Regions from separate parts of the Mus musculus genome. Here region 1 is linked to region 2. A link is a loop called in an ENCODE intact Hi-C map of the cell type or tissue named here. Cell type or tissue: left cerebral cortex. All regions are shown on one strand. Each heading gives the region's core, and the rest is flanking DNA. Links, peaks and the distances in the headings are about the cores only.

Evidence for each region. Peaks named below come from ENCODE experiments on the same cell type or tissue, not always from the same donor. Only the 100,000 strongest peaks of a DNase experiment are listed, where the experiment ranks them.
Region 1: it touches region 2 in a loop (1.9-fold over the local background); 3 of 42 quality-filtered maps call a loop at or near these places.

Annotation. Positions count from the first base shown.
Region 1 is chr16:44,672,015-44,687,836 of GRCm38, forward strand. No RefSeq gene overlaps it. Among named protein-coding and RNA genes, the nearest start is that of Gm30311, 20 kb to the left of the region's middle. RefSeq lists an enhancer at 1-1,102. In left cerebral cortex, for the core only: no CTCF peak of the experiment used is centred there; DNase peaks (open chromatin) are centred at 6,935 and 8,917; H3K27ac peaks cover 299 bases.
Region 2 is chr16:44,608,327-44,624,148 of GRCm38, forward strand. It overlaps Gm30252 (a long non-coding RNA gene), which reads left to right and starts at 7,903. Exons shown (of 3, transcript XR_384865.2): 1 at 7,903-8,017; 2 at 11,518-11,720; 3 at 13,505-13,864. In left cerebral cortex, for the core only: no CTCF peak of the experiment used is centred there; DNase peaks (open chromatin) are centred at 3,377, 4,530, 6,107, 7,697 and 2 more places.

The sequences.
Region 1 (15,822 bases), core at 4,761-12,760, 66 kb after region 2:
TTTAATATTTCAGCGTCTCCTCTTCCTTCTTCAAACTTTCTGGACTCTGATCCACTCCCCTTCTTGCTTGATGCTCTTCCCCACCCCCGCGCGCCCCATGGTCTCCATCCTTGGAGCCCACGGGTAAAGGAGAAGAAGGGCTTGGTCCGAGGGCCAGAGAGGGGGAGGGGGGAAAGCCCTGGGCTCCCATGCTGGGCCCAAGGAGACTGTGAGAAAGTCCCTCTCCATCTGCAGCCCAGCCCGGTGGGAGTCAATTAATTCTGAATAACCTAAAACGACAGAGGTATTTGCATTCGCAACCTGACTGATGACCGTATAAAATTGATTTATGAATTAAAGTGTTTCCCCTCCCTTTATCCCCGATTCAGTCTGTAATTGATTATACGTGCTGCAGCGAAATTAAATAAAAGAAAATTAAAAAGAAAAGAAAGGGAGAAGTGAAAAAAAGAGAGAGGCCTTTGCTCTGCAGTCCAGCCTTCTCAGGGTTCCCCACGACCAGCGAGTCTAGTCTCCACTTAACAGTTTTTTATTTAAAAAGTTACTTCCAACTTTATTTCTATCCCCCGCCCCCACCCACCCCCTCCCGGGCCCCGGGCCTGGCTCCACCACCGTTAGCATTCTCTTTCCCGCTTCCTCCTCTCTGTACGTTTGGGATAGAGCAAGGCGCCTCCCTGGTAGAATTACACCTAGAAAAAAATGTGAGGGGTGAGCAAAGACTGCTGCCTTCGGTGTCTGCCTCCCCGCTCCGCATTGTGTCTTTTACTTTGTCGCTTTTTAGAGCTTTTGTGGCTCCTTCCTTTCGCTTTTGACTGCTTTTGACGCCACTCTAACTGGGCGTCGTCAGAATTCCCTTGTAGCAAGTTCTATTAGGTATTCTTAGCAAGAATCGCATCGATGGTAAACATTTTAATGTCTGACCCCTTACTGCAGAATTTTTCCACAGGAAACCAAGTGTTTGTATCAAGGATAAACGTTCAATTATAAAAATCTCAAGGTGCTTTTAGCCAAAGGAGGAGTGTTTTCTTAATAAGAGAGGGGTGTTAAGCAAAGGAGAAGATGACTCCAATTCAAATCACCCAGAGAACAGAACAGCAGGCTTCGAAACCAGGGACCTGAACGGTACTACCTTTGGGTCCCTGATATGACATTTTCCATTTCTTTGCATGGCTGTTTAAGACAGAGAGGGCTGTTAAACCAGAGTCAACATATATGAATCCCCTTCAAGTACAACTCCCCTAAAATCACAACGGAGCCTTCCTCATTCTAACTTTGAAAACATGGCAACTCCCCTAAAATCTAACTTTGAAAACATGGCGGTACTGACTCCAGAGGGTGCTGGCAATAATGTGATTAGTGGCTGTCTCCTACCCCAAACTCAACATTGCTGTTTGAGCAGTACATGGGGAGCTGTCTGTCATCGCAAACTAGATTTGGAGAGCACGCTGTCTTCTTTGCCTCAGTCTTCTCAGAGGTCCTGGTATCTAGAATGGGTCCACTTACTTACCCACAATGCTCTTTGGTCTTTCCGTCTCCCACCTCTGAGGTGTTACTCCTACTTCCGGGTACTCATTTCCTTACCTTAGTTTTTCCTCCCATACCCTTTACTGTCCTTGGTGGGTCCAGTGTTGATTCTGTGCCTCTAACGTCTGATGAGCAGCTTCGTGGGGAATTACACACTAAGCGCTGTTAGCCACAGTGCACAGAAAGCTCAACAGAGCAGGAGGTGGTAGCTCAGGCCTGGCTGGAGAAAGGCCTCTTTGTTGATACCTGGCATGAAGTCTGTCTCCTCAACAAGGAGCTCTTCTGAGAAGAGACCCCTGAGCAGACACGTGAAGATGCAATTCTATGAGAACTGTAAAAATTGGAATCTCTTCAGAGGATGGCTCAAGAATATGTGCTGAGAAAATTCTTAGTAGGTGTTAAGGTAGCACTGGCAGAGAGAAGGCTAGCCTGTGGAAGAGGTGTCTCTGCGGCTTGGAATCCTCTACCCATCTCAGCAGAGCTGAAGTGCTGCCTACCTGAAGTAAGGTTAGGCAGCATGAAAATCCACATAGTCTAGTTCACCCATGCAAGATCTTTGTGGAAATGCAGAAGAGAGAGGAAACACCAAGCTTTGCCTTAGGTGTTTGGGATCATTGAAGAGAATAAAAAACCCAAGAGCAATCTGTGAGAGTACTGAGGCACTGTGTACTGAGGTACTAGGTCCTGGAGTACTGAGTATTAAGGCACTGGGTATTGGGGTACTGAATACTGAACTGCGAGCAGAAACATAAGGCCATAGCAAGAGGGAAATCCACCCCCACACCTTTGCTGTAGGAAACCCTACATTCATAGACAAGAAACACACACACACACGTGTTCTGTGTTTATAGAGATCCAGAACATGACATCAATAGAGACAAAAACTAGCACAAGAGACATAAAATGGATGACTCACATTTCTAGGATCCTTCCTTTTCAAAGGAAATAAAGAACTTGGTGTCTAGCTCCTTAAGGCTGAGCAATGTTTCAAAGCACGGATGTCAAGATATTAACAGTGAGCTCTAAGACTTCTAGATTTCTAAGACTTCCTAGATTTCTGATTGTATGGACTGTCAGTTGGTGGTCCTTCCCCTAAATTCAGAGGATGAGTCTTAATGTCCGATACGATTGTATGAGGAGATGATTAGGTGACGAGGCTGGTCTGCCATGATAAATTAGTCTTTTATGTAAACTAACTATCTCTGCTGACCAGGGAAGGTATAACCAGAAGATGGCTATTTGCAATCTGGGAAGCAGCTCAGACCCGGACACTGGGAAGCAGCTCAGACCCAGACACTTGATGGCACTTTGACCTTGATCTTCCCAGTCTCCAAATCCAGAAGAACTAAGTGGTTGTTGCTGAAGTCATTCTGGGTTTGCTGCTGAGGGAGTCTGAGCTGAAACAACATTCAGATGGCTCTGGAAGGTGAATGCTGTCTGCAAGATATATCTGGAAATGTCATGTTTGAGAAGTATAAACTCCACAGTCTCTAGTGGGCTGACGAGTGATATCGAGCTTGTCTAACATGTGTGAGACCCTGGGTTCAATCCTTAGCCCCATGATGAAAAGTCCAACAAATTAAGACAGTGAGAGTCCTTTTGTTGCCAACCTTTTGGAGGCAGAATTTCATGTTCACTATGAAGCTGAGAACGACCTTATACTTCTATTTTCCTGCCTTATCCTCCGGAGTCCTGGGATTATAGGAATGCACCACTATGCCTAATTTATTCAACAATGGGACTCAAACCCTAGGCTTCATGAATGCTAGGCAAAACTCTAGGTAGTTTCTACCCCAATCTCCTGCATTGGTCTTCCACTTTGTTCTTTTCTTACTGGTCCTTTCCTTTTCAACTGAACTGTATATACATTATTGAGTTTGTTGAAAAGATCTTACATAAATGGTGTTTTCTTTTATGCTTCTAAAACAAGAGGATAGAAATGATTTTTGAAGACATGAGGTAGTTCCTTAATTTCTAGGGAAAGATTCAACGCGAACAGCAACATTGTTGGGCGGAATGGTTGTCATTGTAACCATACCTGTCAAAAGCATAGCACAGTTTCACATGGATGCTGCCAAAGAATCCGATCTTCCTTAAGCAATGTCTTCCTTAAACATGTCAGAGCCAATGAGAACAAAGACCAAAAACTCACATTAACAGTAAGAGGCAGGCTGCAGAGAATGGCTGAAGAGTTGTTGAAACACGTCACTGAGGTTCTGGGATTGGTTTTGCCATAATGGCCCATTCAAACATTCTTGGCAAAGCATGTAGCTATGTAGGAGCTTTTCTAGAAACATCTTCCCTTCTGGCATCCCAGGGGATTCCATGCTGTTCTCAGTGCGAATGTTTCTCCTGGGCTTTTCTCCACAGTTGCTACAGGAATAAGTCTCTGCTTTGGTGTGGAGGGTACTCTGAGCTGAAACTACCATCTTCCAAAATCCTAGTAGGTCTTCTATGGTTCCTCTACCACAGGGGGCCTCAGTTTCAGTTTCTCAATTGTGCTGCTGTCTGGACTCCTGCCATACCTAGGATTGTCTTTCTATAAGCCTTGCCGAGTCCTGACTAACTTTCCCCCTTTCCTGGTCCAGTTCCCTAACAAATTTAGTGTTCTTGTTTTTGGTTTTCGAGACACATTCTCACTCCATAGCCCAGGCTGGCCCAGAACTCACCCTGTATCCCATACCATCTATCCCATACCATCTCTGAACTTCTGGCTTCAATCTTTCTGTCTTGGCCTCTTAAGTCCTGTATTTTTGGCTGTGTGTTGCCATTTCCAATTTTAGCCCCCTGTTCTTGTACTGAGCAGAAGGGAAATATGTTCTTTACTTATTAATTGATTTATTATTACTTTCAATGCTAGGGATCAAACCCAGGATTTCACACATGCAAGGCAAGCACCCTCCCACTGAGCTATGTGCACAGACTTGCCACTTACACACAACATTCTTCCTAGGCTGGAAAATGTTGTTCCACCTCCACAAGGTTCTGCAGATTCTGCGTAGTAACGCAATAGCCCTTTTCCCTGGAACCTGGCTCCAAAGCTAATATACCCATAAGGTAAATGAACAGAGAACAAATCCCAGTCAAGATAATAAACAAGGCCTTGGCAGCAAGGCCCTGTCTGTGTGAGTAAATGCCAAGAACATTCAAAGAAGTGAATAGATACCTGTGGGAAAGGCCAGCAGAGACTTTCAGGGAAAATGAAACCAAAGAGCAAATGGATTCCTGAGAAAGATCTAGTAGAAAAACGCGTCTGTTTAGTACATGCAGCTGCTTTCTTGGTCCAACAAAGGCATTAAAGAAATCATGGATTGAAGTCTTGAGGAAAGATAGGGAAAAACAAAACAACAACAACAACAGAAGCAAGCAGCAGCAACAGCACCACCACCACCACCAAAACTTTGCTACTGAATTATCTAGTGCATTTGCCCCATTTTTTCCAATTAAGACATTTCCCAGGTCCTCTAGATGATCTCTTGTCGTTTTCCTTTCCATCTTTTAGTTCGGGTGGTGCTGGGAGCTGAGCTTAATGAACAAGAAGAAAAAGAGATACCTGGGGTTAAAGTTGCCAATCAAAAGCCAGGAAGTCTCAGACAAGAGGTTGTGAACAGTGCAGTCTTAGGGTTGTCTAGAAAAAGACTGACTATGTTCCAGAAGGTAAGTTCCAATTCTGCAGATGAACAGGCCACCAGAAAAACCTGTCACCTAGCAGTAACCACAGATGTGGTGAGGAACAAGAGGGTCCTTCAGAGCTGCTTACAACATTAATAGCCTCTTGTTGGTCAAGGAAGATAATGCTGCAGGTCAGTGCAATGGTTAGGAAACACATGTACAGAAAATGTTGAGAGCAATGCCTGGTGCACAGCACTGTGGGAAGATGCCTGATGTCCATCCATTATAAACAGGCAAAATAAAAGAAGTAAAAACCCAGGTTGATATGTCATTTGTCAGGAACCACACATTTGTAGTTCCCGAGTAAACGCTGTATAAGGTAGGAATGATATGGGTAGAAAGAATGTTGGTCTGGGTTTAATAACAAATCAGTATTTTTGCTCAGATGAAGAAAAAAAATTAATAATTAGTTCAAGATGGTGTCTGATGGTCTGATATTAATATATACAAGACAAGAGACTATGTACAAAACAAGAGAACCTGAAAACATCGTATTCATTTCTGATTAAAAACTAGCTTAAGGGGATAGACCAATCCTGGTAGAAATAGGAAGACTTGTTCATCAAAAGTTCTCTTCCAACCTTTGAGTGGAAGTTTGAGACCTATTCAAAAGAATGAGTCTCCCGCATCTGTGACTTCCCCTGGTGGCCCTGCTCCTTGCACAGTATCAGTCTCTGTGCTCTAGAGAGGCTCTCAGCAGGTAATGGGCTTCCTGGTTCAGATGAGCAGTGGTAGGTAGAGGATAGAGGTGAGGAGAGCAGCAGATGGTGGGGCTTCTGGTAGGCTGTGGACTGGGCGGAACAAAAGAAGAGCTGAGTGGAGAGGTCTTCAGTTCTGACCCGGTGAAGAGGAACCGTCTGGTGAGCACCTTGTGGCCACAATACCTCAGGACCCTGGCTGTCTCAGGAGTGGATCATCATATTCCTTCCAGCTCAGCATGTCTGTGAGTCTAGTTAAAAGCCAGCTCTGACGACAGTCATTGCCCACAGCTCCTCATGGTCATCTTGGAGCCAGACAGAAAACCCACATCACATTTTGATCAGTAATCTTTCCAAAAGACTTGCTTGAGTTCTGCGAGTTTGTTTGTTTTGTTTTGTTTTGTTTTGTTTTGTTTTGATTTCTACAGGAATCTCACTTATCTGATATCCAAGAGTTACCTTCTAAAGATCCAGAGGCAAACCTTGCAGTGGATGCTGGATAATAAGAGTTATATCCTGGTGAGTAATGTCAAAATGCTGCATGAGAGAACATCATCTTTGCAGAAAAACTGAAATGCAGTTTTAGGAACAAGTTAGTGCTTTAAGAATAAAAGTGAGCATAAAAATATGTCTCTAGTATTTAAAAATCCCAAATCATTTATTTATTTTCGGATTTGAGACGTTTAATCTTTGTATGGATGCTATTTTTGAAATAAGGAACAAAGGCAGACAGTTAGGGCCATTAAGAAATAATAGGAATGAAAGCCAAAGCCACGAGTTTAGGGGCACCTCAGAAACAATTTTGTTATTTTGAAAAAAAGTAACTGTTTTTGAAAAATTCTGTTTTGAAAAATAACTTGAAATTCTTTAGTGGTTCCACCCTTTACAATTCCACGTGACTGCCATGGCCAAGGTAGAACTGACTCGTTAGTCACCGTGGCTCCATTCTCTGAAGATATGGGTATTTAAAGTACAAAAAGCCTTCAGGAGATAATTCTCTAAGCGGGTGCGGTGAGTCACCAGTTGACGTGGGATAATGGTGTAGGTTTTCTCAATTTCCTGTCTGGGATGAGAAGCTTCATTCCATAAACATCATCATTAATAGAAGAGGGAAAAATAGATGGAGAGACTTGAGACTGTCCAATGAGGAAGATCTGCTGTAGGATTAAGCTTGGGTGTCTACCCCAAGGACGAAGTGGTAGAAAGTTCGCCACATTTGATTATGAAGTGGGCTTTTGTAGCCTTTTTTTTTTTTTTTTCTGAACCTCTGGAATAAAGAGGGTTGATTTGCGACGGAATCTCCAGAGCCTGCAGCCATATATTACAATATGTTGTAAATCCAGAGGGTACAATATAGATTTCACAGGGGGGCCCTGGGGTTAATTGAAATTCCATCTGTTTCTTCCATGTGGGTTAGACTCCTAAGACATGCTCACTCGGGATGAGATATAGGATTTACAAGCTTTTAATTTTTAGGCTGAAGTAGAAGTTCACCTAACTCTGCGCCTCCGTCCGTTTACATCCTACCTTCAATTTTAAAAAAAGAAGAAGAAAAAGAGAAGAAGAAGAAGAAGAAAAAAAAACCAGTTTAAAAGGCAGCCTGGCTTTATTCCCCTCACAGCTGCCCCTAGGCAGCCCCCCTTCCTTGCAGTGCATGCTGGGTAATGCCATGTATTCTTAGGTTTCCAATGGCTCCCATTACTGTCAATTAGTTACGGAATGCTACAGAGATTCATGCCTGACAGCTCGGGTAAAGGCAGGAGAAATGGGCTCAGTAGGGAGCGAGGGGCCTGATTCTTTTTTGTCCACAAGAAATACCTTTCTCAGCAAGGCTTTTAATGGCTTTCTCTTCTTTCTTTCCCTCTGCCCGGGCACACCCCGTGATCCCGAAACACACCATATACACATACACACATATAGTCATATGTCAGTGTGTTTGTGTGAGTATCACAGCAGACTGTGAAGGCTCTCGGGGCAGAAGGCTCTGAAGTAGCTGTACAGGTTCTTAGAGCAAGCCTTTACATCCCTACTTAGATCTTGCTCGGGATTAGATTCCTGACTCAGGTCTCTTCAGGTGTCTTGTTCCTAAGTGCTGCCTCGGCCTCCGGCCTCAGTCTTGCTTGCTATTGTTTTCCTTGGCAGCTCTCTGACTTATAAAGGAGAAGCACAGTCTAGCCACAGATCCTGGTCAGAGACCCCTGCTGCTTTGCTTGGAGTTTGGGGCAGCGAATTCTCCTGACCATCCTGACCACTCCCATGACCCATGACTTCTTTTTCTCCCTCTTTCATTTCTCCTCTTTTGTGGCATTCCTCCTTTCCCTCCTCAGAATCACAGAGATCATTGTACTTAGAAGATTTTTCTTTAACTCCTGGATCACCTTTTTCTCCCTTCCTATTCACCTAATGCTTATCATAACATAACATTTCCTGTTACTTTAGCATTCTCTCACCACATGCTTGGAACACCTGCCCTGGGTATTTGAATAGATTCTTCCCTCTCCTCAAATACATTTGAGCTTAAAAGCTGCCAAGATGGAGAGTTCTTCCTGTCCAAGGAGAGCTGAAGGTACTAGGATCCACAATTCATGCTCCGTTGTGTCTCCCAGGACTCCACATTCTCTCCACAGCCCAACTTATTGTCTAAAGCTGTATTCCTCATCTATATGTTGCCAGCCCATCTATTACAGCGAGTCTTCTTAAGACAAATGGCCATCTTGTTCAAGCAAACCACATCTAGGAATACCATCTGCTACAAGCAGGGGTTCAATGATGTGGCTTAAAAATGGATTAAAACATGTTTCCAGAACCCACATTGCTCCGGAAGAGTTTTCTTACTCTGAGTCTGCTGTCATTGCTCTTTTACATGAACACCGGGCCTTCCTCATGATTCAAAACAGAGAAAGGCTTAGGAAAGACCTGATAGGAAAATACCAGATGCTAATAGAAAACAATGAGCACAATGCTTAGAGTTGTCTGTTCATCCAGATGGAGATGAGAATGAGGATGGGCTAAAAATAGCAGGCGACGACACACTAGAGAAAAACACGGTCTGCAGCAATGTGTGCCTGGGTTATTCATAGTCTCAGTTCCTTCCTTCCTGAGGCCTGGCCTAGTGAGGGAGTCACTAAAGGCTGGAGTAGGGAGACAGTCCTATTCTGTCTCATCCAGCCATCTGTGAAAGGCAGAGTAGGGAGGCCCAAGAAAAGGGTACTGTGGTGGAAGAAGTTAGAGCCAGGTTGTAGAACGTAAGCCTTAGAGCCCAAGGGTTAAGCTGCAGGCTTTTATTTCCTGGGTATTGCAGTCAAGGAATTACTGGGAAGACCATATTCAGAAGAATTTGGCTGAAGACTGCCGCTACTTTATACTGTCAACACATCACCCCTGGCACGGTGCCTTAAGATTCCCGTAGAATCTTTAAGCTTCTTATTAATGATACCTTCTGCAGTGCATAGCCAATACCATCTCCTTAGCAAATCTGCTGTAGTTCCCTGTCCTTCAAACTTTAATATGCTGACAGATGACATGGCAGCTCACTAAACGGGTGATTCTGAGTAGGATTTTGAGACTCTACAGTTGGAAGTTCTCCAGAGATACCCTTGTCGCTGGTCCATTGACTCTCTAAGTAGTAAGACATCATCACTTCATCATCTTGTCCATACATAAAAGTGTAATGATGGATTGTCTTGAGCCTGAATTAAATAAGCAAAAGTCGATTGCCATATCTTTGTTTCTACAGATTAAAAAAAAAGACACCTGTTTATATCTATGGTCCATGCACCTTTTAAGGTAAATTAATCTAGGAGGTGCTGTGAAATAATAAACCAGCACATAGCCTAGATATAATAAAGATGTTTATCCAGTCTGTTTTATGTATAGACTTGAGACAGGAATTATTAAATGAGTTTTCCTCTCCAGTGAAGTTGCTTTTGCATGAAAAAAGTCAAATGTACTGAGTGATGAATGAGGTTGGTTGATCTTCTTAAGGTGAGGTGTGACGTTATCAGTGAGGCACATTCTATTTCCTAGTTGTATGGTGTGAGGGTTTATATATGCTCAGCCCAGGGAGTGGCACTATTTGGAGGTGTGGCCTTGTTGGAATAGGTGTGGCCTCATTGGAATAGGTATGTCACTGTAGGCTTGGACTTTAAGACCCTTATCCTAGCTTCCTAGAAACCAGTCTCCCACTAGCTGCCTTCAGATGAAGATGGGGAACTCTCAGTTCTACCTATACCATGCCTGCCTGGATGCTGCCATGGTCTTGCCTAAAAGATAATGAACTGAACCTCTGAACCTGTAAGTCAGCCCCAATTAAATGTTGTTCTTATAAGAGTTGCCTTGGTCATGGTATCTGTTCACAACAGTAAAACCCTAACTAAGAGATATGGGTTGAATAGTCATTTGTTCCTTGCAGTTCTTATGCAGCATTTATATGCCACTGTAATGGTATTAAGAGGTAGAATGTGAAAGAGGTGACTGGGCCATGTGATCTCTTACTTTGTTGGTGGGATTAAGGATGCTCTGCAGGACTGAGCTTGGTCTCCATCTCTCTTTGCTTTCTGCCATGTATTGCTCCAACAAGAAGGCCTTCAATAGGTGGCAACACCTTGATATTGGACTGTTTGCCTTCCAGAACTGTGAGGTAATGAATTTCTGCTCATTATCAGTTACCTCGTCTGGAATACAATGTTATAACACCACAGTTGGACTAAGGGAATTGGATCAGTTACTTCTCTATTGCTGTGATGGAACACCATGACCAAGACAACCTGTAAAAGAAAGTGTTTTATTGTGCTTATGGTACCACAGAATTAGAGTCCAAAATGATGGCAGAACAAGGGCACGGTAGCAGGAAGAGTTGAAAGCTTACGTCTTAAACTGCTAACAGGAGGCGAAGAACAAGAAATGGCAGCATGAGTTTTTGAAACCTCAAAGCCGACCCCCAGTGACACACCATCTCCAGTTAAGGTCACACCTCTTAATCCTTCCCAAACAGTTCTACCAACTGTGGAAGAAATATTCAAACATAGGAGTCTATGAGGATATTACCATTCAAACCACCACATTAACCAATAAACAGTATTTGTTTGGTAAGTACAACAGAATAATCACACCTGCCCAGAGTTAATGTCTATGGTTTGTGCTCCCATTAACATACAGGTTTGAGACTTAATTTATGGAGGTAAGTGACATTTATAAGGCCATGAAAATTCACAAGGGCACAGGTAGCATTTATGAATCATGAGCTGGGCACTAACTGGGGTGGAGAGAGCCCAGATTTCAAGAAACAACAAACAAACAAACAAACAAAACTCCCAAGACCCCAAACATTTTAACATAAAATGATAATCTTGATAATTTGCATAATTTAAGAAAGTGTTAGATGTTTATGGGCATTAAAGAAAATTTATGGGAGGAAAAATATTACTTTAGATTAAGAAAGTCTAGGACATTTCTTCTAAAAGAATTGAATTAGAATTTGAAGGAAATTTAGGCTGAGAGGGCAGTGGTTGTGCCAGGCAGGTAGAAGGACATGGACGTGTATGGATATAAAAATGCATTTAAGTGTTTGGGAATTGATGAGAATAACATGTTCACTGGAGTGATTTATTTGGTTGAGGCAAATAGGATAGAGGGAGCATGAACTTGGGAGTCAGTTAGGGAAGGTTTTGGGGGCTGGAGAGATGGCTCAGTGGTTAAAAGCACTGACTGCTCTTCCAAAGGTCCTGAGTTCAAATCCCAGTAACCACATGGTGGCTCACAACCATCCGTAATGAGATTGGATGCCCTCTTCTGGAGTGTCTGAAGACAGAGACAGTGTACTTACATATAATAAATAAATCTTTTTAAAAAAGAAAAAAGAAAGGCTTTGAACACTAGACGAACAAACTGAGACTTCATTTGGTAAATAATGGATAATGTTTTGAGTAGAAGAGCACATCTTAGCAAAAATATCTTAATTGATTAATTGCAATAGTTTGTGTATATGAGTCAGGACAAACTGGATCTGATGGGGTCGTGAAGTTCATGGCTGGTGTGGGGTGATACTTACTGGCAAGGGACAGAGCAGGCTTGAAATTAGTTGAAGAAAATGAATGGTTGGGGAAAGAGACAAATTCAATTTGAGGTACTTTAATGAATAGTAAGAAAGAAATGTGGGAAAACCCATTAGCCAGTTGTGAGCAGGGCCCTGATGCAAGCAAGACCCTAGCGGATGCTATGGTGGTGAAAGTCATTTCTAAGGAAAATTAACGCAAAGGCATTGTTTTAAGGCTGATAGATAAGGGACTCATGTCAGACTTGGGAGCAGACTGTGGTATTGAGTCAAGATCCACTAGGGCTTTTAAAGCCTGAGATTACAAATATCTGTGCCAAGATTTTCACCAATCAGGATGTAGGGATGGGGTTTCCTTAGGAACATGTCTTTGTTGTACACTTTAAAATTCAGACAAGAAATGTCCAAATGGATAAATAGCAGGGCTAGGAAAACGGAATCACGCAGAATAAAAATAGGGACTACAGGGGCAGGGGCTTGGGTGGGAGCTAGGGGGAGGGGGAGGGGAAGGCAGTGACCACAACACTAAAGGCTGCAGAGAGAGTGTGGGAGATGAGGTCAAGGAACAACTCATTCAGGCCAAGAGGCTTTTCCCAGAGTGGACAACTCAGAGTGCAGAGGACGGATCCACACAACTGGATTAAGCTGTGAGCAGTTCGTAATCAAACTGGGAGTCTGTGATTTATTTTTCTTTAGGAAGAAGAGAGTAGGAACTAGAATAAAAGTGGGTGAATAGAGGGCTTTGAGACTGACCATAGTCTTGGGAAACTGCCAAAAGGTGAATGTCTTGAAAAACAGCAGTTGAGACAAACTTGAGCTTGCCAAATAAGCACAAACACGGACCTAAAATGCAACAGCGGGTATGCCTCAGGAGTGGAAAATCAGTCCCACAGGTCGGCTGGTAAAAGCCAGTCAGTTGCCAAGGACGATGGAGGTAGCCCAGCATAGCTGTCTAGTGAGTAAGTCTAAGCTCTGAAACTGGGAAAACCCCAGAAATTGGAGTCTCACAAGAGGAGGAGGGATAGGGAACAGTGATCCAGAAAAACAGACTTCGAACCCCAACGACTCCGATTTCAGAGACACTTGTGAATAAACTGAAGTCTGGTCCCTCACTCACCATGCTTAGCACATCACACAGGGCTTTACCTGGTTCGGGGTGGAGAAGATGCAGGAAGCTATGCCTCTGCCCTTGAAGAGCTTCACTGAAGTCAGGAGACAGAGGTAGCATTTTGACTCTGAGGGGAGAATACACGCCATGCGGCAGAGACAGGACATTAAACACTGTGATCATGTGACTGACATAGCTCCCTGAGGAGCTATCAGGGTGCAATGATGGAAGCCATCCCTCCTGCCTTTATGTCTTTTATTTCTTCCCTAGTTGTCTCAGATAGGTCACACAAGCTGCACCCTGGTCATAGAGATGTGCAACAGAGAGAAGTTGAACTGATTTTCTCACATGTGTAAGACTTGAAAGCTATACTCACTACTCTGCTCAGAATGATATAGGAAGGCAATACTTATCTACCTCCTGGGCCAGTGGTGGGACACTCTGCTTGGCATGACAAGCCAGGCAGGCTACGAGGCAGAAACAAGATGCTCTGTGAGAGCTGGCAGTTACAGCCTTCAAAGAGAAGGCACCCAAGCAGAAGCCAGCGCACAGCTCACCGACCTTGGAACTCTCAGGAAGAAGCATGAGGAATGGGACTGGCAGGGAGGCTCTGAGTCTGGACTGATCTTTCCCTTCCATCCTCATCCTCAAGATTCTATGCCATCTCAGGCCGCTCAACCTCGGGAGAAGTGCTGGCTCTGCCGTTCACAGGATGTGCAACTTGACCAACGTGCTTGGGACAGCTGAGTCTCATTTTACAGAGGGGGCAAAGATGCTCATAGGAAAAGCACCTGGAATAAGCAATTGCAGGGTATGATTTCAGTTTTGCTCTTCTTCTTCTTCTTCTTCTTCTTCTTCTTCTTCTTCTTCTTCTTCTTCTTCTTCTTCTTCTTCTTCTTCTTCTTCTTCTTCTTCTTCATTTCTTAGTAACTAAAGGATAAGATTTGTCTTTTAGCCACAGCCTCCGTATCAGGAGTGGATCTATTCACAACCCATATATGTGCTCTGGAGAGTCATTTTTTCTTTTGACTAATGTCACTTTAATCTAACACACACACACACACACACACACACACACACACACACACACACACACACACACACTGAGCCCCATTTCAAGCTACTGAATCTAAATCTTAGTGCCACAAGACTCTGGACAAAGTTTTAAAAGCCTTCACCCTTGTTTAAGAATGTTTTACTCTTTTAGATGCAAGTACCCAATGAGATTCCATGTAATAATGTTGTTGAGAAAATAGGTAAATTATAAATCTGGTAAACTGTGTAGGCTCAGAGCCTAGGGCTGCTTCAATCACAAGAGCACACGGAAACAGGATTTGTTCCTTTGGAGATTAAATATTTTAGAGAAACCTACCATCAAACATTTGTAGGCTGGGAAGATGCTCAGTGGTTAAGACTACTTGCTGCTCTTGCAGAGGACCATATTCAGTTTCCAGCATCCACGTGGAGGGTCATAATCACCCAAACTCTAGTTACAGCGGTTCTGATTCCCTCTTCTGACATCTACAGGCACAGACATGCATATAGTACATATACTTCCATATAGGCAAAACACCCAAACACATAAAACTAGAAAATCAAACACACACACATATACATATATATGTACATACATATATTACTTTGTATATATTAACAGTCTAATGCTCAAGTGTGGGTTGGTTCTAATCTTTTATTTTTGGTCGTATTGATTGCAAATCATTCTATTGTGATGTTTTCACTTTCCAAAGATTCAAGAACCTTCTTATAGCAGGACATGGTGATGTACACCTATACTATACCTCATTCAAGAGGCAGGACGATTGTGAGTTTGAGGATAGCCTTAGCTACATATTGAGATTCTGCCACAAATAAACAAGCCCTTCAGCTTCTCTTGACTTTTTGAGGCATCTATAAAGGTGGGAGATGGAAGGATGTATCCTGGAGGAAGGGATTAGACCGGCTGGAGGAGAGGGACGGAGAGGAGTGTTGAGTAGTGTAAAATGGATGCTCCTGAAGCATGTGGCAGATTAAAAACCAAGCAACGCCGTCCTATGGAAACAACTTTACAGATGTACGGCGTTAACTATCTCAGACTTGTAGGTTTGTGTGCGCGCGCGCGTGCGCGCGCACGCGTGTGGTTGTGCTGTGTGAAATGTTGTGCTGTGTGAAATGGGGAGGTGGGGTAGCTATATACTTAGAGTTGAAAATAAAAAAGGCCCCTGTATTGACTCCTGAAAGGCTGAGATAAAGAGAACCACATGGGACACATTGTGAGCAACGAGAGCTCAGAGCTGGCCTCCATTCCCCATCATTGTGCTCCACTCCTCCTTCCCCTGCCCCTCCCACTTCAAAATCTTCCCCGCAGCCTCAGCCTAGTTCCACCTCCCCCTTTCCTTCTCAAAGCCCAAAGGCCCTCTTTTCAAGCTCTCTCTGCTGAGGCCCCCTCAACTGAGCCCAAGGCCTCCATTCAGAGCCACTGGTTTGGTTAAAATCCCTTATTCACCCCCTAGCCACCCCTGCCCCATCAGCTGAGCCTCGGTTCAGACCTCACAAAACAAAACAAAACCAGCCTGTATAATTGATGGTGGCTGCTGGAGGGCCCCCCTTCTGCGTTCCCTCCAGGGGCTCCTACCCAGTCAGCCTCTATTCTCAAGTTTCCCTCTTTCCCTGCCCCCCCCCCCCACCTCCTGCTGGATTTTCCTGGTTAACAAGTGTGCACTGTTATCATCGCGCCCCTATCATATTTATCCCCTTTCAGAACTGATGTGTGC
Region 2 (15,822 bases), core at 2,822-10,821:
GTATGCAATGGTGTCAGCGTTTGGAGGCTGATTATGGGATGAATCCCCGGTATGGCAGTCTCTAGATGGTCCATTCTTTCGTCTCAGCTCCAAACTTTGTCTCTGTAACTCCTTCCATTGGTGTTTTGTTCCCTATTCTAAGAAGGGGCAAAGTGTCCACACTTTGGTCTTCATTCTTCTTGAGTTTCATGTGTTTTGCAAATTGTATCTTGTATCTTGTGTATTCTAAGTTTCTGGGCTAATATCCACTTATCAGTAAGTACATATCATGTGAGTTCTTTTGTGATTGGGTTACCTCTCTCAGGATGATGCCCTCCAGATCCATCCATTTGCCTAGGAATTTCATAAATTCATTCTTTTGGAAGAACACTTCTTAAAGGAGGAATGTAAAATATATACATTTTTATACAAATAAACCTTACACCTACAACAGCCATTGACACTCATAGAGGCCCATGCTGGCTGGCCCTGTCCCGGGGGCAGGAACCATGTCATTCTGTCCCTACCAAGGCCATGCCAGACCCAGAGGTTACCCTTCTAATGATCAATAGACTATTACAAATTTTGTTAATATCATTGCCTCATCTAATCAGAACTTACATAAGCCAAAAGCTAGAAAGTAAGCCAAAAGGAAAAAAAAGTATTTTAAGGGGCTAAAATTAATGTGTGGTGTGTGTGTGTGTGGGGGGGGGGGGTGGTAAAACAAAAATACTTCATTCACAGATGGGATCCTTTTCTTGAGTTTAATTAATGTTGCAAATGGGACTATATCAAGTCCATGGCAGAGGAAAAGCAGCTCATCTGGCAGGGAGCTCACCAACAGCATTCCAGGGAAAGAGCACGTGTGATGGTTGGTAACCGACCTTTAAAAGGAAGATGAGTGAATTCCAACCTATATTACCAAAGGCATTTGGAATAGGGAAGTTTATGAATGTGGAGTGGGTGATACATACTCTATTAGGTATATGGTGCATCACGCTTAATTTAACCCACACAGTAGTCCTCTGCAGTGTATTTTCAACCCCTGGTAATTACAAATGTGAACAGAAACTTGGAGTTTAAGCAAGTCATAAAACTAGGAAGAGGGTTTGACTCAGAGTTTGCTCGGTTCAAAACCTTCATGACCTACACATTTTCTCTTTCCACTCTTTTCTTCCTGACTTTTACTTTTTCTTTCCAAGTGCTGGGATTTCTTCAGCTTGTTATTTGAGACAGGTTATCTCACTGTCTGGGACTCAGCAAGTGAGCTAGGTTGGCTGACTATTGTATCCCAGGGATCTGCCTCCAGGACTGGGATCATGGGGTATACTATCACATCTGCATCTGTAATTGTGGGCTCTGAGGTTCAAAGTCATATCCTCATACTTACAAGCTAAACATGTTCCTGGCTATGCTATCTCCTGAGCGCCTCCTTAGCTGCTTACTTTGAATATTTTTAGGCTTATAAGAAACTGTGAGGCTGGGGCATTGGCTTGGTGGGTGTCAGCACTTGCTGCCCAAGTATGAGGACCCACATTTAGCTCCCCAGAACCACATACAAGACAATATGTGCCTGCAGAGGTTTGTAATTCCAGTGCTTTGGGGGGTTGGAGACAGGAGGATCATTGTGGCTTCCTGGTGGCCAACCTTGCCCTAGGTTCAGTGAGAGACTCTGTCTCAAAGGATTAAGATGCAAAGAGACTTGAAGTCATTATATGACCTTCTTGCACATACACACACACACACACACACACACACACACAAAACATATAAACACATACACACATACATGCACATACACACGTAGATATAACACATAGCATATATACATACATCTACACACACATGCATTCACACAACCATGTACATATACAGACACAAACAGACACACAGACACACAGACACACACACACACACACACACACACCACAAAGCTGCTGACAGAATCTGCAGACATCCTTCTCCAGCTTTCCCTCATTCTGTCATCTCACATAAAATAATGACCCATGATCAGGGCAAGAAAATAAACATCAGTGCACACTATTAACTAGACTATGGATCTTATGTGGGCTTTTACCAGTTTTGCACACATTAATTGCTCATGGAACTTTTTAGTCTAGAATTTCGCTTATAGCATAATTTATAGTCCACAGTTTGTAAGTGAAATTAAATGCACAATTCAAGAAAACAAGAAAGACTTTTATTCCTTTGAGAGAGCCTTCATTACAAAAAGAAAATCATTGAAAGAAGTGATGTTTTGTCACTGAAAGAAAGAATACTTGATCTGTAAGGGTCCATGATTCACTGAAGAGTGACATTCCAAATAGTATCTAAATGCAAAGAGTGTTTTGTTCTGCAGAAGTCCAGCATTCTGGAGTCTCCCATCACCAAGACAGAGAGACAATCAAGTGAGCTTGCAAGCTTGTTTTAAAGAACATTGGAATTCCCGGGTAGATGGGCTTTATCTTACTCTATCTCTAGGCATTCTGTAACCATTATCAGTGAAGGTTGGAGCCTGGGGTTGTTTTCTATTAGTAACTGACTTGCTTGGGCTTGCCTAGACTTGCCCAGTTCTTAGGCTTAGTCGTCATCTTTTCTCCTTCTCCTTCTCCTTCTCCTTCTCCTTCTCCTTCTCCTTCTTCTTCTCCTTCTCCTTCTCCTTCTCCTCCCTCTCCCTCTCCCTCTCCCTCTCCCTCTCCCTCTCCCTCTCCCTCTCCCTCTTCCTGGATATTTTCTTTTTTTACATTTCAAATATTATCCCTTTTTACCGGTCTCTCCTCCGGAAACCCCCTACCCCATCCCCCCTCTCCCTGCCTCTATGAGGGTGCTCTCCCACCCATCCACCCACTCCTACCTTCTAGCCCTGGCATTCCCCTACACTGGGGCATCGAACCCCTACAGGCCCAAGGGAGGCTCCTCCAACTGATGTCCAACAAGGCCATCCTCTGCCACATATGCCACCAGAGCCATGGATCCCTCCATGTATACTCTTTGGTTGGTGGTCCAGTCCCCTGGGAGCTGGAGGTGGGGGATGTCTGGCTGGTTGACACTGTTGCTCCCCCCACCCCCCACAGGGTCTTCTTAACTGCCAACTTGAAGTCGGTCACTGAATCAACCTAGCCTTCTCAGACCAGCTAAAATGCTTAGCTCCTCCAAGCTCCTTCAATATTCTGAAGCATTACAGATGGACAGACACTGTAGTCTATAGCTTCCCTTCAGAACATGGCAGGATTAGTGAACTAAAAGTCTCACAAAGCACCTAGTCAGCATGTATTATTGAACCCTGGAGAGGGTTCCTCACCATAGCTCTCTTCCACTTCTGAAGTGCATCAGGACGCCATCCCTCCCAGCGTGGGTGGACTCTTTGTAGCTTTGGCTGTCTTCTCGGTTCCCTCCATGTGCAGCACGAGTTATAAGTGCTGGAGTCAGGCATTTCTGGACACAGTTTTCCATGTGTGGATTCACCAGTATCCGCAGAAGCACTCACATCTGATCCAGTCTATGAGGCTCTGAGGCTACGCTTTTCTTTCATGTTTAACAGCTTGAGATGGGCTGGAAGTGAGACAGCAATGTACTACTTTTGACTGAAGCCTCTTCAAGCCAGGAGAGCCTCTTTTTTGTTTTGTTTGTTTGTTTTGTTTTTGGTCCTCCTGCCTCAAAATAAGCCCTTTGGGAAGAGTTCTCAGGGTTCATACTCCATTCTCTACACCTGTTTGCTGCTAATTGATAGGTATTTCTTTGCCGCCGGGGAAATGAGCCAATTCAAGCCAGATTAGAATGTATTAAAAGCAGGTTTATTGGGAAGCTGCTCTTGGGCAAGTTCACTGGCTCCAAGGATTGAGGCCAGGGGAGTCATCATGGGGAGATCGGGGCAGGGAGAGAAAGAAAGGGCCAATGTGTGCAGAAAGAGCAGAAGAAGAGAAAGAGAGAGGAGAGAGGGAGAGGAGAGACAGAAGGGGGAGGGGAGAGGTGAGAGGAGGAAGGGGAAGGGGGAGGGAGCCTGAAATGTCTGGATTATATAGGGAGGAGCCTCTAGGCGAAGGGCAGTCCAACCCCTGAAGTACAAACTTCAGGGTTGGAGGCAGGGAATGCCAGGTGGGGATTGAGGGATGCTGGGAGAACCTGGAGGCCAGGTTTGCTTCGAAAAGTAAAATACATACCTCAGTCCCTAGTCCTGAGGTTGGAAACAAAACACTAATGTATGAACTTCCTATTTTTTTTTTCCTTGCTAGTAAGGTTACTCTCTTGTTCTCTTACCTGGATGTCCTACCAAACTTAGCAGGTTAGTTTCAAACTGACCGTAGTATCCTCACTCGATTGCTTTCATCCTTTCTAAGTTCTCCTTATTTTCAAGTGCCCCCTCCATCTGCCCCCTCCATCATTGCCTTTCCCTGTGGCCCTTATGGGTAGGTAGGACCGAAAGCTTTCTGTTCCTTCTCTCCTCCGTAGTTCCTTCTGTTGTGCCCATCTGTACCACTGCAGGCAGAAACAAAGCTGTGCCAGAATGTGCTCTCTGAGGCTAGGGGCAAAAAGAAAATCCGTCGCTGTGTTCTGAGATGGTGGCTGAGCCACGCCTGACAGATGGCAGGCCCTCAGTGAATGTATGCTGACTGTCATTCCTGGGAACCTCATTCCAGTGCTGGGTTCTGTTCCTTTTAGGCTGAGCTCCAAGGTGGCACAGCAGAGGAGACAATGGAAGGCAGGCCAGCTAGCCTGGGAATGCTGGCCTTCATAAGAGTCTGCTTTCCAGCATCTGCTCAGGCCACTGATACCTGCCCACACCCATCCTCTTCTCTCCTCTGACCCACTCAATATCCTCGTGTTTGGAAATGGGGAACCTGTTATCTGATGTTAGGAAGTGTGGATGCAAATTCCTGTCACATGCAACCTGAAGTTACACTTCATCCAGCGACTGTGCACCGAACTCTGTTTGCTAGAACTCCAGGCTTTCTTTCATCCTTATGGTTCACTCACGTGGATTCATGGCTTGAATATGGTACATCTGTGTACAAACATTGCACATACATCAGCATTGGATTGAAACCTCACCCATCTCCTGATTTGACTTGATTATAAATCAGAATTCTCACTTGGAGCCAGGGCTTTAGTAGGCAGTACAGGACAGCCCACGTGTCCTGCCTTTTGGCCCTCCCTGAGATCAACCAAACCAACACAAGTCTGTTCTCGAGAACTCTGTTGTCACATTCTAGTCATGCAGATTTTCTTTGCTGGGTTCTCCCATACTTCTCATGTTTTCTCCAACCCTGTTGGATTGATATTTTATTTTATTTTATTTTATTTTATTTTATTTTTTATAAACTTGAGAAGATACAGAGATTCCAGCTAGGCGTTTGCACATGGAATACACATGAAATCCAGTTCTGGGGTATGGGTTGCAACATACACTTGGGATCCTGCAGATATGAAACGATCTCATTGTTCTATATTAAGTATCACAGATTCTAACTAGATTAATCCCAGCCTCACATGACTGAGACCACTATTTACAACTTACAGAAGAGACAAGGACTCTTAGGCCACTGGCTCTGGACTCCTCAAGCCCTGTGACATTAAGATTTGGGAAAGCTGTCAAATCTTTTTGTGTTAAAGGCAACAAATACTTGGAAAAACTCAACTGCTTAGTTTCCCCCCTTGCTGGAAAGCAAGGTTTTAAAATTTCCAAATACTACTCGTAAAGTTTCCTAGACATCGAATGAGACTTTCGTAACAGTATTTTGATGATTTAAGGGCAAGCAAATCAAAAGCACATGGATTAAACATCCCTTAAAACATCCATGTGTTTTAAGATGATGAAGAGAAAGGGCTTGAACAGGCTGTGTTGGGTTTCAGCCCCCCAGTGTTGGAGAAACAACTGAGGCATTGGGTGAATTTTATACAAGACCAAGTTCTTCTGTCTTCGGCAGAATATTATGAGCTAGTTTTCTGCATTTTCAACAGGATTGATCCGCCTCGTTTTGGGAAGCAACAGCCCCTGCTCCATGATGAAGAAAGACTGGCAGTGTGGACCATGCTACTCAGTTGAGAAAAATGAATGAGGTATTTATTGGCCATCACCCAGAGTGAGAACTGGGGAGCGATGTGATTCACACCTGCTTTGGAAGCTTCAAAATAGCATATCCCTTGAGTTTGTACGCATATGGTATCTCCCAAATGTGTTAAGTACTACGAAAGGCTTACCACCAGGATCTTGGCTTTCATCTAAGCCCAAATTCAGCCATTTCTTGAGCATTATAGGTGAGATCTAAATAGACCTTGGCCATGCCTCTCAATCAATCAACTAACACTAAATGCCAGTTGGAACAAGAGAATACATGAAGAGAAGGCTGGTAAAGGAAGATGGGCATCAAAAATGTTCAGCAACTCAGAAAATGGAGAGACCCAATAATCCAAGTTTCAAGCAACTGATAATGTGGAGAGGCTTAGTCACATGGGAAATTACCCAAGGGCACCAGCATCAGATAAAGAAATTGGAAAATACAAGATTTTTATTTTTTTAAGATTTATTCATTATTGTATCTAAGTACACTGTAGCTGTCTTCAGACACACCAGAAGAGTGTGTCAGATCTCATTACGGATGGTTGTGAGCCACCATGTGATTGCTGGGATTTGAACTCAGGACCTTTAGAAGAGCAGTCAGTGCTCTTACCCGCCAAGCCATCTCGCCATCCTCGAATGATTTTTATAAAATAATTTTAATATTTATTTTGCATGTGTGGGTATGGGTACTAGTGGCATGCGCACTATAGTTCTTGGGGAAGTCATAGGACAACCTGTGAGCAACTTCTGATAGGCCTTGAGGATTGAACTAATGTATTATGATGTGAAAAATGCATTTGCAGGGCTGGGGCTGTAGTTGAGCGGTTGAGCACTTGTCTAGTAAGCTTGAGGTCTTGGATTCAACCCTCAGTATTGCTGGGGGTGGGCACATTTGTGAGGTGTTTATTGAACACCTACTATGTGCAGCACTAGCACTGATGAATCAGAAGTATGAACTCTTTACCTCCCCAACCCGCCCCTGCTCCTGGCCGGTTTATGAGCAGGAACAATGGAGATGACGTCATTTATCCTTACTGGCAACTGTCAGTGCTAAAAGGGGAAAGAACAGATAGCTGGAGGAAGGCTTTAGTGGAGAACTTGAGCAAAGTAGACCACATTAGGCTCTTTGCTGCAATGTGTTGCACCTATCAGCTTGATCAAATGCAGAGTCTGAGATTCTCCCCACTCCTGGTGAATTAAAATTCACACTTAAAACTCAGTGCCAGGTGATTCTTAAGCATTTCTTTTTTTTTTTTTTTTTTTCATTTCTAGAAGCAGGGCCAAGACAAAAGTGCACCGCAGGAACACACGGGATTCCTGAATCATACTTTAAGCGCAAACCCCCCTTTTCTTGCATGACAGCTGCAACCTCACAGAAAGCACAAAGAAACCTCTGTCGTGTGCATAGATGCTGAAGGGTACCCAAGTTAGATACCGGACCTTTCCACTCTGCCCTGTCTATTCATATCTTCTTGTCAGCTATATATCTACAGGGTCAGGTTTCTTTCATGTTCCAAATAAGAGATCTATTCTGTTTGGCATCAATATTTCCCCATCTCCCCCTCCACTCCCAGGGCTGCCTAATGCTTTCCAGATGAGGTGTGAGCAGCTGCTAATTGTACCCGGATCAGTCTTGATTTGTGTTTCAGTCAGCAAGGCACCTCACTAATGGGTCTGAAACTTGGCATCAGGCCTGGGAGCTGTGTCAAAGGAAACCGACCCGAAAGGAACTCAGAGGAGAGGCAGAGACAGGGAGGCCATAGAAAAAATTGGGGGGATGAGAGGAGGGGGTAGGGAATCAGGGGAACTAGAGAGCCCTGGGTGGGGTGGGGGTGGAGTGGGGAGGACTTGGGGGTACAGGAAGGGGGCGGGAGCAAAGAAGACCAACCTGGAAAACAGAGGTATACAAGAGGGTCAGTGGCAACTGGGGCAAAAGGGAAGAAGCTGCAGAGATGATACAGGCCAGGAAAACGAGACCAGGTGAGTATTCTGAACATAACTGTAATAGTGATTGGCAACAGAGAGTATTCTGAATGTAACTGTAACGGTGATTGGTGTTTTCTATAAGAAAGACAGAGCCTAGGAGCCCCTGTCGCTTCTGCAGACAGAAATCTGATACCTCTCGCTCTCCAGCCTAGGATTTTTGGCAGGAAGCAGAGAACTCTGACAGCAGCCAGGGAGTGAAGGCTCAGGCTCCAAGTCTGACAGGGTTGAGGGGCTCAGACACACCTTGGCTTTATGAGCTGAGGCCTGAGGCGGGCCTCTCCTGGCTTGAGCTCCTGCAGCCGGCTTTCCTGGAACTGGGCTAGAAAGGGGCCTTGTTAGGGGAAGCTGAGAACTGAAGCCCAAGGGTTTATTTTTTTGAATTGGACACATTCACTGTACTTGTTATATAAAAGAAAGAGAGGGAAAAGTCACCTCTACTAAGAGGGAAGAAATCCACTTGCTGATACCAATTCTAAATTGCTCAAGGTGAGAAAACCAACGCCTGTGGATTCTTATGTAGAGAAAGAGAGGGTAGAAGGAACCAACAGATGAACGTTTGCCATGGGTAGGCTAAGCCATGCTTTGGACGTCAGTAAAGTAGTGGCAGACCCACTCCTGCCCCCAGCAAGACACAAGTAAACAAGCCTGTGTTTTGGAAGAAAAAATTAATACTTCAAAAGCAGCATTCATGTTCAAACAGAAATTTGTACACAACTATTCATAGCAGCCCTCCTCACAATAGCCAGAAGATGGAAGCAACCCAAGTGTCCATCAAGCAATGAATAAACAAATCGTGCTACATCCATATGGTGAAATATTATTCACCCACAGGAAGAGAGTGAAATAATGACACGTACGACAACAGAAACCAGCCTTGAAAATAGTGTGTCGTGTGAAATAGGCCAGGACCCAGATGCCACATTCTGTCTGATTTTGGTATATCAGAAATACCCAGAAATAGCTAATCTATAGTGACAGAACAGCTTGGTTGTTGCCAGGAGCCTGGGGAGAGAGATGGGGAAGAAACTGCTTAATGAGTATGCGGCTTCCTTTAGAGATGATGGGAAAGTTCTAGGAGCTAGGGATAGACGTTGGTGGCATCATGTGATGAGTGTATGTAATGCCACTGAGTCATACACTTTCCAATGGCAAGTTTCATGAGCTACGTATTTTTGTACAGTAAGGAGAACCATTGGAATAAACGCTCTGAGTATCTGGAAAAACTGGTCTGCAGTTAGGAACTACTTTCATGTGTACGCAAATGGCAGGTGATGCTAAAATAGTTTTGACTCATATTCTGAGGGTTGATGATGTTAAAGTGACACTGAAAGGGAAAGAGGGTAGGTAAGAAATTCTGAAGAATAAAAGAAAGAGTGAGGGAAAGAGATGTGGGAAAGCCATCCGTACGGTAGGACATTAAAAACTGGGATAGCCTATTAAATGTGGCCAAGAAGAAGTGAGGAGAATAAATTCGTGATACTTTCTGCCCAGGAGAGACAGGAGCTTCAGACACAGTAAAGAAAAACTAAGACTGAGGGGAAACTCTAAAGATACTTAAAACAAAATGAAAAGTACTCTGTAAATTCCCTGCCTCAGCTCACCTCCTCTTTTATTTCCTGTGAGATGAGGGGCTCTTTGTTTGTTTGTTTGTTTGTTTGTTTGTTTTTGAGACAGGATCTCATGTAGCCCAGGGTGGCCTCAAACTTGCTATGTAGCCACAGATATCTGTGACCGCCTGATCTTCCTGCCTCTAGCCCCAAATGCTTGGGATTACAGGCATGTGTCACGATGCCTACTGAGACGAGTGGGTTTCTGTTTTGTTTTGTTTCTTTTGCTTATGTTTATCAGTTTAAGTGGGGTGGAGCAGAACACGTACACACACGCTTGTTGAGGTCAGGGGACAAGTTGCAAGGGTCAGATGGTTGTTTTCCTTCTGCCACGCGTGTTCCAAGGATTGAATTCATGTTATTAGACTTTGCTGTAGACCCCTTAACCTCCTGAGCCATCTCACAGGCCCAAGACTTCTTTTTAAAAGTGATACTTTAAAAAAATAAGTAGGCATGTGTGTGTGTGTGTGTGTGTGTGTGTGTGTATGTGTGTATGTGTGTGTATCCTGAGAAGCCTGAAGAGAGTGTCAGATTCCTGTGGAGCTAGAGTTATAGGTGGTTGTGAGCCACCAGATATGAGTACTGAGAACTAAACATGGCTCTGTTGGAAAACGAAGGAATGCTTGTAACCACTGAGCCACCCCTCCCCCACCTCAGGGATAAGTTTTAACGTTAATGATGCACCACGGATCTGAGAGCTAAGAGCTACTGTCGGAGTTAGTGTGGAGCCAGGCACTTCTATTCTACGAGGCAATCCGTCTTTGGAAATCCATAGTTTGCAATTGGTGGGTCTTACTCTCTAGGTTTCCTATCTTGGGGACTTTTGCATATGCAAGATGGACCCCAGCCAGAAGAATGATGATGAGGGTCAGAGTATTGAGCCGGCATCTGGGCAGGACCATTTCTAAAATCTCTTCCAACTCTGGGCTTTTGTATATGAACTGTTCTAAGCCATGTGCAGGTACTTAAAAGAAGAAAATTGGTCAGTAGGTCAGGGGGTTAGTAGATGAATACGCACTATGCACATGTGCTCTAAATATCTATCTATCTATCTATCTATCTATCTATCTATCTATCTATCTATCTATCTATCTATCTATCTGGTTTTTTAAGACAGAGTTTCTCTGTGTAGCCCTGGGTGTCCTGGAACTTGTTCTGTAGAGCAAGTGGGTTTTGAACTCATAGATCCACTGTCATCTGAGTACTGGGATTAAAGGCATACACCACCACTACCCCACTTATATGCTCTCTTTCAAAAAGACATTGCTGGAAGAGCACATAAGGCCCCATCTTGCAGAGTAGTTATAGATTGACTAAAACTTTCTGACATGTCCAACTATTTGGAATGTAAGGATTTTAAAAAAAAAAATACACTTACAATTTAAGTTACATCCATAAAAAACTAAGGATAAAATTCACCAATTCGCCCATAATCCTACCGCTTTGATGGATATATCTCCAAATATTTACATATACTTTCATATACTTTGAACACACACACACACACACACACACACACACATGCTCAGAAGAGCATGTGATTTCATGATTTCCTAAGGAACTAGTCTCTGACAGCATTACAGTTTTGGCATATGCAGGTTTAAGAACTTTATGAAAAAACACAAACAGCAGCAAAAAGATCTGTACTTTCTAAGGTTTCAAGAAAGAACACCTGGGAAAGAGATCAGCCCCTGCCGGCTGGCTTCCTTGTGGGTGCATATCTGCTAATGCACTTGAGTCTTGTGAGAAGGTTTCTGCAGACTGAACCTTTAACTTTTCTTCAGCTGTGTGGGGACCAGTGTGTGTGTGTGTGTGTGTGGGGGGGGGGTGTTCTCACTTCCTACATAAGGAAGAAACTTGTGAAGGCCTGCCTGTACTTTGTCACAGATGGAAGAAAATGGGCATAGCAGGTGTCTTCCTTTAGGCATCTTGTTGAGATGTTGGAATGAAGAATTTGGGGAAAAGGAAGCACACAGCAGCTGTTTCTGAATGTTCAGGCAACAGTCATGCATTGGCGCATATGATACACTTCAAGAAAGGGCGAAAATAGCTCCCACCTACAATCTACAGTTGTGGTACCCACTATCTACGTGAGTAAAGTTTTTCTCAACTGATTTGAAATTTACAACTTTGTTCAACTCCTCTCCTAGAACTGTATAGTCTATGGTTGAAACAGGACAACTGGTTTGTTTACCTGGATGGAAGGTTGGGGACACACAGTCTTTTCATGGGGCAGAAAGTACTTACCACCTGGCGAGACAGATTGATACAGTTAGAGGATATCTTCCAGGTCCTCAGAAACCTAATGAGCACATGACCCTCTGCTCAGAATAAACGCCCCAAAAGGAACTATAAGGAGCACGTGACTACTCCTAAAGTATGGAGAAGATTTTTTTTTGTAGATATAAGAGAGAAAGCAGGCAGAGGGAAGAGTCCAGGCTGAACATGGCTGGTAGACTAAACTGGGCTGTGAGAGGAGTGAAGGGGAGGGAGAGCAAGAGGAGCCTCTGACCATGAAAGGCAGCCAGGCCAAGAGACCTGGGTACCCAAAATGGCTGAGTTAATAGGGATCAGTCCCTGGGTGGGAGAGGTCTAGGGGAGGGGTGAGAAGTGCTGAGAGAAGCCACAGGTACTTAGTGAGACCTGTCCTAGATTTGAGTCCTAACAACGTTCCATCTTCTGAAAGGCCCTATGTTCCCTAACTCCAACCTCTGTGCACTCTCTCCTACCACACCCCATCACTGGCTACTTTCCAGCCACAGAGGCTGCCTTGAGGCACCTCCCACACACAGCCCAGTCCTTCCTCTGGCCTTACTGTTCTCTTTATCTTAGATGCTTTTCTCCTTGACAGTTGCACAATATCCTCAGATTCTATCTTAGCTCTGCTCAAAGGTCTCATCACTAATCCTGAGATGTTCTCTAGCAGTCTTCCGTACTTACCAAGCTTTCTTCTTTCTCATTCTCTTCCTTTCTTTCTCTCCTCTATCTCCCTTTTATCTCCATTATTCTCACCACGCCCCGGCTATACCTAACTAGCTTATCATTTTGTTATAATGATAAGACATTTTATAATTAATCTTATCTATTTAGTATCATCTTTCTCTGACAGTCAAATGTAGCTATCCTGAGAGTAGAGATTCTGTTTTCTTCCCTACTATACTTCTGGCATCTTTCACAGATATCTGCCATGGAGGAGATGGGTTGGACACTAGTCAAGCAAATGAGTGGCCGTTCTTTTCCTGCTGGGAATCGCCTTTGTCTTTCAGTCTGTGACTAGCAGCCATTTCTCTCGTGACTGTAGTCTCTTCGTTTGAGCAAAAGAAAATCCTAAAGTAGAGGCTTTAGTAATTTGTCTTTATAACTATAATTGCAGGTAGAAAATGGCCTCAAATATTTGAATCTCTACTTGAGGTTGTCAGAGACATGTAACTAAGACTTTTTCTAGGCATAAATTTATCTTTATTCGGGCTACTGATAAACTCTTCTGAGTCTTCATATGAGCCCCTTCTTTTCTCTACCCAAATCAGAAGTAGATGGTACTCCCTTAAAACAAGCAAGGCTAGTTGCCTCTCACCTGTATGAGCAACCAGTGCCTGAAATGTTAAATGACTGTGTAGGGAGCCAGTAAAAGAACACAGATAGACCTCTAACATCTTACCTGTTACTATAACAAACAAACAATGCCTCGATTTCATTCTCCTCTTCTACCTCTACCCCAAGAGTCTAACTCCTACTTCAAAATTGTCTCAACATGTTTTAATGAGGAGAAAATTCAAAGAACAAAGCATTAGATTAGCCTGAATGGGGCTTCCTGGAAGAAATCCAAGCTACTCTGGAGGAGTTTGGGCTAGCCAACTTTCCTGCTTTTCTGCAGATGTGAAGGCTCTGCATGGCGTATTGATGATTCTGAACACCCAGTCACGGCCATCTTGGGATCTTCCTTTTCTGCCTGGTAGAAGCTTTACGATCACGTAGGATGGGAGCTCATGCTACTGGAGATGCCTCTCTGAAACACTGTCTCGTTTGAAGGAGGAGGCTGAGCTTCATGACACCTAAAGGCTATGCTGAGTAGGAAGGAGGACAGGAGAGGCAAGTGACTCTAGTTTGCTAACTAGTTCAGCTGCCTTCTTATATATGTCTAAACTGGTTTATTCTCTCACTCTCAAGCCCACTCAGTCAGGAATTGCATGTTTTTGTTTGTTTGTTTGTTTGTTTGTTTGCTTGCTTGCTTGTTTGTTTTTTGAGACAGGGTTTCTCTGTATAGCCCTGGATGTCCTGAAACTCACTTTATAGACCAGGCTGGTCTTGAACTCAGAGATCCTCCTGCCTCTGCATTGCAAGTACTGGGATCAAAGTTGAGCTCCACCATGCCTGGTTTAGAAATTTGCGCAGTGACTGATAACTTTCCTTCTGCTATTAAGTGTTGAGCCATCTTTGATTGTCCCTTGCTTTCTTTTTCAAGCCTGTGGCAGAATGTTTACTTCTGAGGACAGACAATAGCAGTGACGTTATGTGGATGAATGGTATGGTGGTATGCCCAAGTAGAGAAGTGTGAGCTTTCACATACACTCTGTTAAAGCACTGTAGTGTTTCACAGTCTCCTACTTGCAGTACTTTGGGCATACTTGTTAGTCATTGGATTCCTATAGATAAATGGTAGAAAAAGACCAATCAGAGGGAGGGCTCTGTCCAGCAAGCTAACCTGAAGTGGAAAGTTTGAATTTAGAGTCTTACTGCTCCCCACACTTACTCAACATTAGCACTGAGTCTTTTTCCTCTTCTGAGCTCAAGCTGACCTAGAACTGCCAATTCAACTGAGATTCCCTTCTGTTTCTACTGTCTCTACTTCCCAAGTGCTGGCTGGGATTATTGGGATGGGCCATCATGCCTAGTTTTGCACTGATTTTTAATCCTCTTTGTTCCTAAATTTTACCATTCCTATAAGAAAACAATGCATTGAGTGAAATTCAATACAAGGTATGGTTTAAAAGGTACATAATATTTTCCTGTTCTATCAGATGTTCTTTCCAAGTAGGAAGCTGAACCTAGGAACCAGCAGTGAAAAGAGGAATACATTTGAATATTCAGAAACTAGTATCTTTGCAAGGTAAAACCCCCACTATACAGGGTGATATATGACACGTGAGAAAATGCTTCTTTTTAGTGATTTATTTTTATTTTGAGTTATGCATCTATGGCTGTGCCTGCATGTGGGCCTCTGTGTATGTACTTATGTGAGTACAGGCACCCATGGTAACCAGAAAAGGGTGTGAATTCCCCGAGAACTGGAGTTGCAGGAGGTTGTGAGCTGAGCCACTGATATGGATGCTCGGAACTGAGCTTGGCTAGGTCTCGTGGAAGAGCAGCAAGTGCTCTCACCCATAGATTCATCTCTCCAGCCCTTATCCATCTTAAACCATAGGCAAACCATTCATTTCCTTAATAAATAAGGAACATGGAATATCAATGAAAAGACCTACCAATTCCACAGAAAGAATAAGGGACATTTAACAGAAAGGGTACACTAATAGCTGCAAACATGCAAGAGTTTTAACTCAGCGTTTGCAATAGGAGTTCTAGACAAGGCTTTTCTGTGGGTGTTGGGTGCACTCAGATCCTCTTGGTAGCACCACAAATAATCTAGCCATTAAGCCATCTCCCCAGCCCAAATTCCATATTCCTCACTCATATTGGATATGGGAAAAGGAGATAGAGGCTGAGAAAACTTGAGCACTAATAAGTACCCAGGAGACTAGTGATGAAGAGGCAGGGATGGAGAGGGAGAGAGGGAGAGAGGGAGAGAGGGAGAGAGGGAGAGAGGGAGAGAGGGAGAGAGGGAGAGAGAGAGAGAGAGAGAGAGAGAGAGAGAGAGAGAGAGAGAGAGAGAGAAAGATAGAGACAGAGACAGAAACAGAGACAGAGACAGAGAAGGAGAAGGAGACTCAGAAAAGAGGAAGCCAGGCAGAGGTGGCCCTGCAGTAGAATAAAAATCCATTCCACACTTGAGCATCTATCTGGGTGTGTGTTAAACCAAACTGTCCTTTGCTACTATGGCTCTTCAAGATAGAGTTTATTTTTCCATGGACTTCTTGGGGTTTCTGCTATGTATTAGACATTGACAAAAGTTTGAGAGATTTACTTAGGAAACACCGAGGTCTTTTGACCCCACCAGAGAAAATAAACAAGTGTAAA